Regions from separate parts of the Homo sapiens genome. Here region 2 is linked to region 1. The links are chromatin loops, found by intact Hi-C in ENCODE. Cell type or tissue: A673. All regions are shown on one strand.

Evidence for each region. Hi-C counts contacts between places; a loop is a spot of excess contacts. Peaks named below come from ENCODE experiments on the same cell type or tissue, not always from the same donor. Only the 100,000 strongest peaks of a DNase experiment are listed, where the experiment ranks them.
Region 2: it touches region 1 in a loop (2.2-fold over the local background); 1 of 110 quality-filtered maps calls a loop at or near these places.

Annotation. Positions count from the first base shown.
Region 1 is chr14:21,010,722-21,018,721 of GRCh38, forward strand. NDRG2 (NDRG family member 2) reads right to left here. Exons shown (of 16, transcript NM_001320329.2): 13 at 7,736-7,783; 14 at 7,483-7,518; 15 at 7,266-7,317; 16 at 6,051-7,041. The coding sequence ends at 6,875. Among named protein-coding and RNA genes, the nearest start is that of MIR6717, 8.7 kb to the right of the region's middle. In A673, CTCF peaks have their summits at 4,144 (motif pointing right) and 4,344 (motif pointing right); a DNase peak (open chromatin) is centred at 4,160.
Region 2 is chr14:21,188,345-21,196,344 of GRCh38, forward strand. No RefSeq gene overlaps it. Among named protein-coding and RNA genes, the nearest start is that of LINC00641, 15 kb to the right of the region's middle. RefSeq lists an enhancer at 4,485-4,985. In A673, no CTCF peak of the experiment used is centred here; a DNase peak (open chromatin) is centred at 3,797; H3K4me3 peaks cover 882 bases.

The sequences.
Region 1 (8,000 bases):
GACCCCCTGTGTATAGAATGCTAAATACCACACAGCTACACACTCCCATTTGTTGCTTCTAGTTCTAGTCAAAGACTACTTGAAACTCCTAGAAAGCAATAATTTCCTTAGACAATCCACAATCCCTGGGGGCTTGGAATGTAAATGGATGAACAAATGCCTGAAGGTACCTGATAAACTCAATATTTCATAACCTCAACAGGTAGACATTATCTCCACAGTAAGTCCAGGGAAACTGGCATTCAGAAAAGTTAAATAATTTGATCACAGAGCTAGCTGGGTTTCAAGCCCATGTTTCCGTGATTCTAAGAAAACTTCAATGTATAGATTCTCTTCTCCCTCATTACCTTTTCCTTACCACATCCTCCCATCTCCCCAGCCTATATGTTAGGATCCCAGAAGAAAGCAGATAGTACATTAGATGATTGAGGTGATATTAATAAAGGGAGTATTTAGGAAGGTGTGGGTTTGAACAAAGCAACAAATCATGGGGCAACACCCTGGGACTGAATAAAAACAATGCTATTACCTAGGCTGAAGAGAAGGGAGCAGTTGTCAGAAACTAGACAGGGCCATCCAACACGAGCTGTGGCCTTTGGTGGAGGGATGCAGCCAACTTGCAGGGACCCAACAAGGAGGAACCAGGGGAAAAAATTTACTCTCCTACTCTTTGATCTCCTGCCAAACCCAAACAGAAGCCAGAGGACAAAAATCTCTGTTGGTGCATTGCAGCCAGGTAAGCCTCATGGGGCACAGAGCATAATACCCAGATGTAAAGGGGCAAGCAGGTGTTCCACATACCATCCATTCTCTGCTACTTTCAACTTGAGTGATCTTGCTAGGACTTTGGGAGGGGTGAATTGAAAGGTACAAATGTATGTGAAAGCTAGAGAGCTATTTCTAGTACAGAGGATTTGTATGGCTGCAGAAAGGAGACTTAAGGAGAAGTACATTAGACTGTTGGAGCTCCTCACCATGTTCTGGGTCTCTACCGGCATTTGAGGTAAATGAGGTAGAGCTTGGGATATGTCAGGCATAGGTGGATGAGTCCTGAACTTTCTGCCTCCTTCTATCCCAGGAGCCCTTGGATTCCTGCTTTAGTCTCCTCTGTCCTCAGCCATCAATGCTTTCTTTCCTTTCCATGGCTATTTCCTTTCCTTTTTCCAAAATTCTTACCAACCAGGAACAGAACCATCTTTAGTTTGAACCATATTGTTTCAAGAGCTAGAATAAAACTAGAGAATGGCTCATGTAGAGAATATCAGGGAGAACATCAGGACTAGGAAACTGAAATAACCTTTTGATTGTTTTCAGAAGATATGAATTCCCAGCAAGGAGCCAGAGAGGGTTATACGGAAGCAGAAGATGAATGTGATTTCTGAATGAGATTAAAACAAGAAAGGCTGGAATAAGAACAGGCATAAGAACCCTAGGACAGGAAGGAGAGCCGAGATGCCCAGGGCATGGTGACTGCAAACCTGATTCAGGAGTAAGCCTTGATTCACTCAGCCCTAAGAGATAGCTTATAACAAATGGTAACTAGAATGGTGAGAGCTGAAAAAATAAAAAAAGAAGGAAAAGGCGAGGCACAGTGGCACACGCCTGTAATCCCAGCACTTTGGGAGGCCAAGGCAGGCGTGTCGCTTGAGCTCAGGAGTTCAACACCAGCCCAGGCAATGTGGCAAAACCCCATCTCTACAAAAAAAAATAAAAAATATATATATACACACAAAAAATACAAAAAACTAGCTGGGTATGGTGGTGCACACCTGTAGTCCCAGCTACTTGGGAGGCTGAGGTGAGAGGATTGTTTGAGCCTGGGAGACGGAGGTTGCAATGAGCTGAGATTGCACCACTGCACTCCAGTCTGGGCAACAGAGTGAGGCTCTGTCTCCAAAAAAAAAAAATCAGAGGAAGGACGTGCAGGATGGGAAAAGGGATGAGGGAAAACCAATTGGAATAGTCAGGAGAGGATTTATGTAGAGCATTCTCAAGTCTCCCCAATCCCTGTCCTCTGTCCCTACCCCTCATTCTCCACTCCACACATGTACTTTGTATATACTTAAAGAGGAAGAATATAGAACAACGATACCTCCAACTGCCCTCCTAGAGCCAGCATTCCATTTCTGCCACCAGTACATTTTTCTCTAAAGTAACCCTTTGGAACTCATCTTTCCTTTGCTTTCAAGCTGAGGGTTTGATTTGAATATTGCAGTTGTAGGATGACAATGTGTAAAGAAAGAGAGATGGGGAATAGCATCAGAGAGAAACCAGAGTTTTGGGAGTAGTGTGGGAGGTCAGTCAGAGATCAACACACAAGGACAAGACACATCCAGGAACAAAAACCAAAGAGCTCCAGACAAACTCTTACAAGAGTTTGTGCCACTTCACCTCACCCTGAAGGACAATTTTAGAATGTCTTGCCACCCTCACTGCAAGAAACAGTCCCTTGCTCCTGCCTCTGGTCTGATAAGGTACAAGGAACAGCTGCCAGAGTGTGAGTGGGTTTGTATGTGTGAGTGTGACAACCAGCCAGACACCCTCACGTTCCCCCTGACTGACCTGAGCGGGGAGCCCATTGCCACTAGCAAGGGGGAAGCCAAAGAGGTGCAGAGAGGAATGACACCTGAAACCCCAGGCACCAGTGTGGGAATGCTTATAAAATGCTGGTTGTTGATTTTTAAAAATTTTAAATTGTGTTCTTTGTTACTGTCTTCACAGTTGTTGAATGTCAAGTACACAGGACATTCAACTTTTACTATGTATTTATCCAATTAGTGGGAAATTCTGATGTTAGTGAGGAGAGAGGGTACAAACAAATGACATTGCTCTGGGCACTATTTGCCCTCACCATACCCTGGCCTCTAGTCAGAACTGACTCTCACTTTCTAGTTAGTCCTAAAATTGCTCTAGAAAGGTGGTGTCTCCCAGCCAGGCACAGTGGCTCATGCCTGTAATCCCAGCACTTTGAGAGGCTGAGGCGGGCGGATCACTTGAACTCAGGAGTTTGAGACTAGCTTGGACAACATGGGGAAAACCTGTCTCTACCAAAAAAATAAATAAATACACACACACACACACATATATAGACACATATATTTACACTATATATACATATATACACATATATATACATAAATACACATCTATATATACACACACAAAAATATATATATTTATATATACACAAAAAGCTAGCTGGGCATGGTGGCGCACACCTGTGGTCCCAGCTACTCAGGAGGCTGAGATTGGAGAATTGCTTGAGCCCAGGAGGCAGATGTTGCACTGAGCAGAGATTGCACCACTGCACTCCAGCCTGGGTGACAGAGTGAGACCCTATCTGAAAAAAAACAAAGAGAAGAAAGAAGAAAAAGAAAAGAAAGAGATAAAGAGAGAAAGAAAGGAAGGAAGGAAGACAGAGAAAGAAAGAGAGAAGGAAAGAAAGAAGAAAAAGAAGGAAAGAAGAAAGAGAAAGAAAGAAAAAGAAAAGAAAGAAGAAAAAAAGAAAGAAGAAAGAAAGAAAGAAAGAAAGAAAGAAAGAAAGAAAGAAAGAAAGAAAGAAGGAAAGAAAGAAGAAAGAGAAGGAAAAAGAGGAAGGAAGGTGGTGTCTCCCACTCCAGTATTTTCCCTTACCATTCATATACTCTCTTATGGCTAACATCCATCCCTCCTACTGCAGGTTCAGTGTACCATCAGAGACTCACCCTTTAAAATCTCTTCGTGAAATCCAGAATTTTCAAGCTGAAACCATAAGGCTCTTTTCACTCTGTTCCGGTTTTACTCTCTTTCCCATTGAATCTTCTCTTAGCTGTCTTGGGATTTTGTCCCTAAAGTCTGGGAAGTACTCACGTTCCTTGACAATAAGGGGAAGAGAGAAACAGGGGTCCTAAACCTGAAGCAGAGACAAAAAGTAGGGAGTCTGTGGTTCTGCTTCTGTAAAATCACCTCTCCTCTCCTCTGAGAGGAGACCAGCTCTGATCTTGAAAATTTTGAAAATGGTCAAGATCAATGGCCAACCATGATATTAGGACCTCCTTCCTATAGAGCTACTACACAGAACCACAAAGCACAATGGAGCTGTAAGACCGAGGAAACACCAAGGGACCTGGGAACTGGGGAAAGTTATTAAGAACCATGTCAACCACAAGGGGGCACTGTGACCCCATGGGCTAAACTGGAATGTTTAGCTGATTGACATGGAAATGGGACATGGAATATGCTCTTGATTCTTGAGCTTTTCGTCGCTCTCCAACAGAGTAGAGAGGTCAGTCAAGGACAAAACCCCCACCCCACGACTAGCTCCCAGCAGAGGGCATCTTTCTCTCTACCAAACTCAGATTTCTTATGCAGAGACATCTATGGGAAAGACACACAGTCATCACCCATTTGACACACCCACCTACATGATAGATGTGTATGCACACACTCACCTATCTACACATACATGTAATGTGCTCCCATTTGTAGAGATTGCCCTGCTGACAGTGTTATCTATGTAGGCAGATATGCAGAAAAGACTTGCCTTCCCATCCATAATACACAACAGCAGCTATTGCCAGTAAAGATTGATGCTGGTTATAGGTTTTTGCCTTTTCCTTGTGTTTTTCCGAGAAGCTAGTTGGTCCCCACTGATTCCAATTATGCCGCTTCTTTTCTTCAGTGTGGTGCTTCGCACTCTGCTGCCTGCCCTGCGTGTGGTCACCCAACACCCTCAGCATCCAATAGCGAGCTCCATAACCCTGTTTGTTACCCAATACCTCCGCTTCCCCTTCTGACCCTGGCCTACCACATTTAAAATAGACCCAGTTCTATGAAGGACAGTGATGAAATGCTCAAGAATCAAGGGCATATTCCATATCCTATTTCCATGTCAATCAGTGTGTCAGCACCAGACATCAAGTGCATTAGTCCTCAGCTCAGTTTCATTGAGGAAAGGGTATAATTGCCTGTGGAGTTTCTGTAAAGCAATCTAGCAAAAGACCTTGTAATAGTCCATCACAGTAGTGTTGTCAATAATGCTACAAGGTGCCTCCTCATTTTTACTTCTTGTGCCTCAAGACCCTAAGAATCAGCCTGCAACAGCTGCAAAATAAGAATTCCTCTTCATTGTTCATAGTTGTGAAAAAGCTTCCTAATAAACCACAAACATAGACTTAATTAGCTCCCAGATCCCTTGGATTCCATGAGGGAAGAGGAATTCTCAAGATAAATCCTCCTTTTTGCTGCACCCCTCCTGAAAGAGTCTTCAGATCAGAATGAACTATGAGCAGCCCACCCCTTACAGTTAAGTTCATGCACCCTGGTCTACTGATTGCACTAAAACATCCAAAATGGAATCTAGGTGACCCCCTAGGGAGGATCCTACAGGAAGGTGGGTCTCAAGATATCCTTGGGCACTTCTGTCATCAGTCTTCTTCAATTTTTTTTTTTTTTTTTTTTGAGATGGAGTCTCACTCTGTCGCCCAGGCTGGAGTGCAGTGGTGTGACCGTGGCTCACTGCAACCTCCACCTCCTGGGCTCAAGTGATCCTCCCACCTCAGCCTCCCTAGTAGCTGGGACTACAGGTGTGCACCATCAAGCCCAGCTAATTTTTGTATTTTTTGCAGAGACGGGGTTTCACCATGTTCCCCAGGCTGGTCACAAACTTCTGAGCTCAAGTGGTCTGCCCACCTCAGCTTCTCAAGTGTGTTGGGATCACAGATGCGAGCCACCTTGCCCAGCCTCTTCAATTCTTTCTTAAAGGTGGTGATGTTGGTGGTATCTCTGAAATCCTGTGGCCTTTCTCAGTTACCCATAGTTGATAAGGAAGTCTCCTAAGATCTAAATGGTTCCTCTCTCCCAGGCTTAAAAATACTACAATATCAAGGCAACACCGTTGTATTGGAAAAGAGCCAGTTTCTATGTGGTCATATTTTGTGAAGTGCCTATGCCACAAAGGCCCTCTCCCAGGGTTTATATCACTTTGAGAAGAGAATATGAGACGTGGACAGGGAGAAGATAGGAAGAGGAGCATGATGCAGGCACACCTAGACAAAGAATAATAACGGTACTCAGATTCCTCTACAGTTTATTGTTATAGCAGAAGTTGTGGGAGACGGGAGGGCACCCTCCACACATACTACAGTGTGGTCAGAGCCCCAGGGTAGCCCTTTCCACCCTATGCCAAGCCCCAAGCAGCCCAGCCCAAGCTTAGCTCCCTCCCCAGTCCCACTCTAGATGCACACTGAGCTACCAAAGTTAGTGCAGCCAAACGGCCCCAGGCCCCTTCCTGTTGCCCCAGCACCAATCCTTCCCCACACTCGTTCACTGCCCGCCAACTCCCATTCCAACTTCCTTTTTACACTGGATGTTTCTATCACATCCTGAGGACCACTAACCCACCAGCAAGTCTCCCCCTGACACACATTCACGTAGGTCCATACCCTTCAGAGTCCTAAAGGGTTAATGAGAAGCCACCTCAGCTTTGGTGAATGGAGCCCCAGCCCCAAATCCCCTCCCCTTGCAAATATGGGACAAGTAGGGAGAGTCTGATGGAGGCACCAGGACAACTACAACAACCTCTTACCCCTCAGCTATAGACACCTAGATCAGGACAGAGGATGCATATGCCCTCTCCACCTTAACATCAAAATGGGGGAGGAGGAGAATTTAGGGGTCTGGGTCCCTAAGAGATATTAGGACATCTCTTCCAGGAGCTGGGGGGAATCACGGGTTAAAGGTCAAGGTTAGGGTAGCAATCAAAGATCAAGGTCATCTCCCCGCATGATCTGCCCTTTTTCCCTTGCTTACGGTGGCCCAATGCCCCTTCAGCACCTCCCAGGTTAGCTCTGGGGGAGGTGAGGGCTGGGTCCCACTCTAGGGCAACAAGGGCCATTCAACAGGAGACCTCCATGGTGTGCCCCGGGGGCCCCGAAGAAAGAGTTCCAGACTCGCTGCTCTGGGACAGGGTGCGAGAGCGGGACCGGTTGCCATCAACGGATGCTGCACTGGTCAGAGAGGCTGTACGAGACCGGGACAGGCGAGTCATGCAGGATGAGGCCACTGTGGAGACAGCACGATGCACAAGCAGTCAGAGAGGAAGTGGGGAAGGGGGGCTGGCGACTCAGGGTGTGGTCCTTGGATTATGGACTAGTTATAACTAAGCCAGGGGATCAACGAGCTCGATTGGGCAGATAGCGGTGAGTCCAGGCATTCACCTAAAACGGTTCCACCCCGTCAGTGCCTATCTCTCCTCTAGTGCAGCAAGCTCTTGTCCCGATACTCACTGTAGCCCATGCCTTGCAGGAAGTACTTGAAGGCCTCGGTCAGCTTGCCTGGCTGCGGAAGTAAGAAGAGGCGAGGGAGACGGTGAGATGAGGTTAGAGGAAGAGCTGGAGCCTGAGGCTGCGGCACTGTGGGGCCGGGTGTGTGGCAAAGGGCAGAGCCCAGTGCCACCGGTATCCTATGTCCCTTCCCCATCCCATGGACGGCAGCGGCACTCACCTGAGTCAGCTGGGGCTGACCTCCGGAGTCAGCCATCTGTTCAGGAGAGCACCACCCAGAAAAAGTGAAACACACATAAATGAGCCATGCAGAGAGGTGGAAAGGGTCTCTCTTCCCTAGCTTCTTCACTCTAGCCCCTTTGTTTTGTTCTTCGTTCACCCCATTTGCTCCCATGCCGGGCCCTGGAGGCTTAGCAGCTGCATGTAGAGAGGATATATGACTGTGGACGGGGGCCCAGGAACAGGTTACTGACCTTGAGGAACGAGGTCTGGGTGGGGTCCAGTTTTGAGTTACATTCCACCTGGAGTAAGCAGGAGGCTGAATGAATGAGGTCACGCCCACTGTGGCGCCTCCCCCGTAAGGGACCCAGGAACCCAGACCCCAGTCCCTTTTCTATCAGCTCCCTACCCAGTTCCTCCTTACCAGGAATCAAATTCTTAGTGCCCCAAAGTTGATCTCCCTGTGCCAAACAGGACATCCCCTTGGCAAGATACTCTTCTGACCACCACTTTAGGACC
Region 2 (8,000 bases), 180 kb after region 1:
TGCCTGCGATTGCAGGCGCGCGCCGCCACGCCTGACTGGTTTTCGTATTTTTTTGGTGGAGACGGGGTTTCGCCGTGTTGGCCGGGCTGGTCTCCAGCTCCTAACCACGAGTGATCCGCCAGCCTCGGCCTCCCGAGGTGCCGGGATTGCAGACGGAGTCTCGTTCACTCAGTGCTCAATGTTGTTGCCCAGGCTGGAGTGCAGTGGCGTGATCTCGGCTCGCTACAACCTCCACCTCCCAGCAGCCTGCCTTGGCCTCCCAAAGTGCCGAGATTGCAGCCTCTGCCCGGCCGCCACCCCGTCTGGGAAGTGAGGAGCGTCTCTGCCTGGCTGCCCATCGTCTGGGATGTGAGGAGCCCCTCTGCCTGGCTGCCCAGTTTGGAAAGTGAGGAGCGTCTCTGCCCCCCGCCATCCCGTCTAGGAAATGAGGAGCGTCTCTGCCCGGCCGCCCATCGTCTGAGATGTGGGAAGCGCCTCTGCCCCGCCGCCCCGTCTGGGATGTGAGGAGCGCCTCTGCCCGGCCGCGACCCCGTCTAGGAGGTGAGGAGCGTCTCTGCCCGGCCACCCCTACTGGGAAGTGAGGAGCCCCTCTGCCCGGCCACCACCCGGTCTGGGAGGTGTACCCAACAGCTCATTGAGAATGGGCCATGATGACAATGGCGGTTTTGTGGAATAGAAAAGGGGGAAAGGTGGGGAAAAGATTGAGAAATCGGATGGTTGCCGTGTCTGTGTAGAAAGAAGTAGACATGGGAGACTTTTCATTTTGTTCTGTACTAAGAAAAATTCTTCTGCCTTGGGATCCTGTTGATCTGTGACCTTACCCCCAACCCTGTGCTCTCTGAAACATGTGCTGTGTCCACTCAGGGTTAAATGGATTAAGGGCGGTGCAAGATGTGCTTTGTTAAACAGATGCTTGAAGGCAGCATGCTCGTTAAGAGTCAACACCACTCCCTAATCTCAAGTACCCAGGGACACAAACACTGCGGAAGGCCGCAGGGTCCTCTGCCTAGGAAAACCAGAGACCTTTGTTCACATGTTTATCTGCTGACCTTCCCTCCACTATTGTCCTATGACCCTGCCAAATCCCCCTCTCTGGGAAACACCCAAGAATGATCAATAAATACTTAAAAAAAAAAAATGCACTTGTCACAACTGATGGAGAATAAGCATTTGATAAAATGCTATACCCATTCAGGATTTAAAAAAAAAAATCTTTGCTATGAATTTGTTCAGCAGCAATAGAAACAAAATAAATAAAAACTTTTTTAGAAACCTTTTTAAGTAGTGATGAAAGAGTATTTCCTTAATTAATCTGAGAAAAGATTACTATAAAAAAGCATAGCAAACAAAATATTTATTGCCAAATATTAAAAGCTTTCCCACTGGCCGGGCGCGGTGGCTCACGCCTGTAATCCCAGCACTTTGGGAAGCCAAGGCAGGAGGATCACGAGGTCAGGAGATCAAGACCATCCTGGCTAACACGGTGAAACCCCGTCTCTACTAAAAATACAAAAAATTAGCCGGGCGTGGTGGAGGGCGCCTGTAGTCCCAGCTACTCAGGAAGCTGAGGCAGGAGAATGGCGCGAACCCAGGAGGCGGAGCTTACAGTGAGCCGAGATCCCGCTCCAGCCTGGGCAACAGAGCAAGACTCCGTCTCAAAAAAAAAAAACAAAAAAAACAAAAACCAGGTGTGGTGGCGGGCGCCTGTAGTCCCAGCTACTCAGGAGGCTGAGGCAGGAGAATGGCATGAACCCGGGTGGCAGAGCTTGCAGTGAGCCGAGATTGCACCACCGCACTCCAGCCTGGGCTACAGAGCGAGACCGCGTCTCAAAAAAAAAAAAAAAAAAAAAAGGTTTCCCCTTGAGATATGGAATAAAATGAGTTTATCCTCTGTCACTATTTTGATTCAACATTAAACTGGACAATTTATATTTAACAATGTGCAATGAGGCAATAAGGAATAAGTATGTAAGTTCTGGAAAACAAGAAACAAAATTTTCATTATTCACAGCCAACATAAAAAACTCAAAATGAGGCCGGGTGCGGTGGCTCATGCCTGTAATCCCAGCACTTTGGGAGTCCGAGGCGGGTGGATCATGAGGTCAGGAGTTCGAGACCAGCCTGGCCAACACAGTGAAACCCCGTCTCTACTAAAAATACAAAAATTAGCTGGGTGTGGTGGCAGGTGCCTGTAGTCTCAGCTACTCAGGAGGCTGAGGCAGGAGAATCGCTTGAACCCAGGAGGCGGAGGTTGCAGTGAGACGAGATAGGGCCACTGCACTCCAGCCTGACAACAGAGGGAGACTTCGTCTCAAAAAAATAAATAAATAAAAATAAAAAAATAAAAAAACCTCAAAATGAATATACAGAACAAATAAATTTAGCAGGACCTGAATACAAAATCAACACATAAAAATAAATTATTGTTAAAAAATTAATTGGAAAATAAGTTATCTTAAATTATAGCATTTACATCAGTATCCAAAATAAATTAATTCTAATGAAAGATGTGCAAGATCTGTATGCTAAAAGCGAGTAAATAATATTAAAACAATTAAAGACCTAAACAAATGGAGGGTTATAACATTTTCATATATTGGAAGAATCAGAATTCTAAAGATTTATTCCATTTTGCTTATACAATCCCACTTAAAATCCCAGAGGCTTGTTTTTTAAAATTGCCAGCTGATTATTATATGGCAGATAAAACTGTCCCCCAAGCCCCAATTCTTTCTCCAGCCAAAGAACTGGAAAATGGGTGGCCTAGTAGGAGAGAAAATCTTTTGACAGCATTTACAGTACTCCAGCCAAACTTCATGGCAAAAACTGCAGTCAGAGCTGAATGAGGAGCCTATACTTCCACCTTACCTAGCAATAATGAAGCACCATTCTGCCTTCCTGCAGTGTCTCCAGAAGCGGAGCTGGGTGTCTAGATTTCCACCCCTGCCTGGCAGCAACAGTGCCCCCCTCCCTATACCGGTGGTAGCAGTGGAGGCTGAATCGGGTGTCTACATTTCTACCCCTACCCAGCAAAAATGAGGCACCTTTCCTCATGTCAGCAGAGGCTCAGGGAGAAGCATGGACTTCCACCTCCACCCAGTGGTAACAAGATGGTGTCCAGGCCCCGCATGGTGGCTCATTCCTGTAATCCCAGCACTTTGGAAGGCTGAGGTGGGTGGATCACCTGAGGTCAGGATTTCAAGACCAGTCTGGCCAACATGGTGAAACCCATCTCTACTAAAACTTCAAAAATTAGCCAGGTGTGGTGGTGGGCATCTGTAATCCCAGCTACTCGCAAGGCTGAGGCAGGAGAATCTCTTGAACCAGGGAGGCGGAGGTTTCAGTGAAGCAAGATCGTGCCACTGCACCCCAGCCTGTGCAACTCTGCCTCAAAAAAAAAAAAAAAAAAAAACCAAGATGGTGTCCCCTTCCTTCCTCCACTAGCAAGGTGTCAGTGGAGGCCTGCTAAAATATAAAATTTCAGTAAGATCCAGAAAATCATAAAATAATACCAGTATGTCCAAGATACAATAAAAAAAATCACTTGTCATACCAAGAACCCAGAAAAACCTCCATTTGAATGAGGCAATGATGGCAGCGGCTGCTCCAGATGGTCTGCCACTACCATCACACCAGCTGCAGCAGGGAGGCACCTGGGGCTGCATGCTTAGTGGAGCCGGAGGGAACAAGCGGGAGCCCTGCCCCTTCTGAACTGGGGCAGGACGTCCCTGGGCGCCGCTGCGGCTACCCAAACGGTGGCTGCAGACCGGGCCTCCCACTTCATGGAGGAAACAGGAGCCCCGCCCTCTTGGGCGGAGCTGCAGCTGCACAAGTTGTGGCTGCAGATCCGAGCCTCCCTGCGCTCTTTCGGGGCTGGGAGCAGGCAGGATCCCTGTCCTCCAGGGCACAGCTGCAGCCACCAAAACTGCAGCTGCAGACCTGGGCCTCCCACTCAGAAGAGCAGGCAGGAGTCCTGTCCCCCCTCCCCCAACCCCACACGCAGCTGCCGCCACCCAAACCCTGGCTGGAGACTCAGACATCCCTGCACTCTTGGGGACCCGGGAATGCCCCCCTGCCCTCGTAGGCTTGAAAGCGCCTGCTCTCACTGCCTGGCTTCTCCCTGCTGTTCCCCCTTCCCATCTCAGAGCAAAGTCTGGGAGGATACCATAAATGACAGCAGGAGGCAGACAGATTCCTGGGTGGAAGAGGGTAGGTCCCTGGTGAGACCCCACCTTCAGGCCAAGGAGGACTGGGGGCTGGGCTAACAGTCCCATGGAGTAGGAACTTGTGGTGCCTTTTCCCAGTCACCCATGGCTGCCCATGGACCAATAGTGCACACTTCCTCCCCTCTGAGGGCTTTTATGAACCCATTAAAGCCCTGGATTCAGCCAGAGCTGAGCAGACGACAGGACAACCAGCTGCAGAGAGGAGCTACCCACTCCAAGTCCTCCTCTCTACTGAGAGCTGGGAAGAGGACTGGAAGACCTGCTTGCAGAAAAGAGAAACCCACTTTAGTGCCTCCTCTCTACTAGGAGCTGAACACTCTTGGGACACCCTGGCTGCAGACCCCGCTGTGGGTCTCCAGTAAGTTGTCTATTGCTCAATAAAGCTCCTCTTCATCTTGCTCACCCTCCACTTGTCTGCATACCTCATTCTTCCTGGTCACAGGACAAGAACTCGGGACCCACCGAATGGTGGAGCTAAAAAAGCTATAACACAAACAGGGCTGAAACATGCCCCTTGCTTGCCATGTTGCAGGTGAAGAGGAGAGAAGAGCTGTGACTCCTCAGGGAGCCCAGACCTAGGAGCTCCCCAAGCCAGGACTGTGACTCCCTCTTTGGGGTCCTGCAGTGCCTGGCGTCTCCAGGCTTCCAGACACCACTGCATTTCCTGGTGCTAGCCAGGGAAGCTGCTTGCAGTGCGCCTGGTCCAGCCACAGCCTCGCAGAGAGCCAGGGCCCTTGCCAGCACCCGGAGCTGCTGGCCCCACTGCAGCAGCTAGCATGTCTGACTGCAGCAGTGGCTGGACCCCATGCTTGCTCACACACCCCTCACCACTCCATGCCTGACTCACCCTTGGCAGATGTGGGATCCATGCTGGTAGTGTGAGCTGAGTGCAGCCTGCAAATCCAAGTGGGCAGAATGAGCCCAGCAGGCCTGAGCAAAACTCAGGCAAAGGCACCACTGGCCAGAGGTTTCAGGCCAGAAAATTGACACCCCAAGGATCTCGTAACAGCAACAGATGCCAACACCAAGATGACACAAATCTTATAATTATCTGACAAGGATTTTAATGTAGACATAATAAAATGCTTCAATGAGCAATTATAAATATGCATACAACAAATGAAAGATTAGAAAATCTACGCAAAGAAATAGAAGACATAAGAACCAAATGGAAATTTTAAAATTTGAAAACACAATAACTGAAATTGAAAACAAATTGGATGGCTAAAAATAGAATGGAGAGCTGCGGCTGGGAGCGGTGGCTCATGCCTGTAATCCCAGCACTTTGGGAAGCCGAGGCAGGCAGATCGCCTGAGCTCAGGAGTTTGAAACCAGCCTAGCCAACATGGTGAAATACTATGTCTATTAAAAATACAAAAAATTAGCTGGGTGTGGTGGCGCACACCTGTAATCCCAGCTACTCTGGAGGCTGAGGCAGGAGAATCACTTGAACCTGGGAGGCGGAGGTTGCAGTGAGCCAAGATGATGCCACTGCACTCCAGCCTGGGGAACAGAGTGAGACTTGGTCTCAAAAAAAAAAAAAAAAAATAGAATGGAGATAACAGAAGAAAGGACCTGTAAATATAAAGACAGAACAGTAGAAATTACCCTACATGGACAACAGGAAGAAAAAAAAAAAAAGAACTGAGCCTTAGGTACCGTTGGAAAATAACAAAAGAGATCTAGCATTTGTGTGATCAGAGTCTTAGAAAAGAGAAAGAGAGTGGGGATGAACAAATTTCAAAAAAATAATGGCTGGATGTTCCCCAAATTTGGCAACAGACGTAAACGTAGATTCAAGAAGCTGAGGAAACTCTTGACAGATGAACCCAAAGAAATCCAGAACAAGGACATCATAATCACACTTTTGAAAACTAAGGACAAAGAAAACATCTTGAAATCAGCCAAAGGTGCATTACCTATAAGGGGACAAAATCCATTTATTTTTATTTTTATTTAATTTTATTATTTTTTAAATTCAAATACCAACTCGAAGCAGAGGGGAACAACAATTCAAATGTCATGAGAAATCATAGAGGCAAGAAGGAAGTGGCACACTTTTCAAGTGCTGAGAGAATAGTCAACCCAACATTTTATGTGCATAAAATATCCTTCAGGATGGAAATTCAGTTACACACATTTTCTCTTTCTCTCTTTCTTTTCTTTCTTTTTTTTCCTTTTTCTTTCTCCTTCCTTCCTTTCTTTCTGGTTTTCTTCTTTCCTTTCTTTTTCCTTCCTTCCTTCTTTTCTTTTTCTCTTTCTCCTTCCTTCCTTCTTCTCTTCTTTCTCTTTCTTCTTTCTTTCTCTTTCATGTTCTTTTCTTTTTTTTTTTTTTTTTTGCAGGGTCTCAATCTGTTGTCCAGGCTGGAGTGAAGTGGTGCAATCAGAGCTCACTGCAGCTTTGTCCTCCCAGGCTTAATTGATCCTCCCACTTCAGCCTCATGAGTACCTGGTACTACAGGCATGTGCCATCATATCCAGCTAATTTTGTACAGGGTCTCACCATGTTGCCCAGGCTGGTCTTGAACTCCTGGGCTCAAGCGATCTGCTCACCTCGGCTTCTCTAAGTGCTGGGATTACAAGTGTGAGCCACTGCATCTGGCCAAGACATTTTCAAATAAAGGAAAATTAAGAACTTTTGCCAGCCAATCTATCCTTTAAAATGGCCGAAGGAAGCTTTCGAAACAGATGGAAAATGATAAAAGAAGGAATCTTTAAATAGCAGTAATGAGAAAAGAACAATGGAAAGGGTAAAAACATGGTTAACAACAACAAAAAAATTATCTTCTTGGTTTTTAAAAAGATTACATTTGACGGCAGTATTACAGGTAGTCAGGCATGAGTGGCACAGGAGAGGACTGACTCTCCCTGCACCCATTAGAAATGTCTGGTGATGGTTCGGCAGTTACCACATTGCCTCTCTAAAAATGATAATGTGGCAGGGCCAGGGAGAGGCCATTTCCTGATGGTCCACACCTGTTAATTGAATGCAGGTTCCAGGGAGAAGCAACTTCCTGGTCATGGATGTTAAGAGACAAAAATGGTGAAGTATGATTTTCTGGGGACGCACCACCAGAAAAAGGAAGAAAGCCTCAGATTGGGCATGCATATAACTCCCTAAACACACTGAACAGGCTCGGTTCCAAAGGGTAAGGAAAGCACTGGGCATGCGGAAAGCCCACCCTATGGGAAGAATCCTGGGAAAGAGGCAAACTTACGAAAGTCCTAGGATCATGGTTAAACGGCATTTGACCTTCTCTATTAAACTTCATGTGCCTGCTTTTTTTTTTTATTCCAAGCGCACCTTCCTTTCTTTCCTATTCTAAGGCCTTTTTAAATAAACTTCCATTCCTGCTCTGGAACTTGCCATGGACCCATACAGATAGGCTGCTGGTACCTTGGGGTAACTCAGATCTCTGCCACTGCTAACAGTAGAAGCAAAAATCATAAAATTATTTAATGAGGTTCTCTAATAGGTAGAGGAAATATTTAATACAATTGTATTATGAATGGGGAGGGTAAGGTATATAAATAAGGTAAATTTTCTACATTTCACTTGACATGGTAAAACAATAGTAGTATACTGTAATCCATTTTGTATGTATAAGGCAACACCTAGAGCAACCACTCAAAACAACTATAAAAAGAGATACCCTCAAAAACACTGTAAAATACTACCCACAGAGTGAAAATGCAATCCACAAAATGGGAAAAAATATTTGCAAGTCATATATCTCATAAAAAATTGCTATCCAGACTATATAAATAACTGCT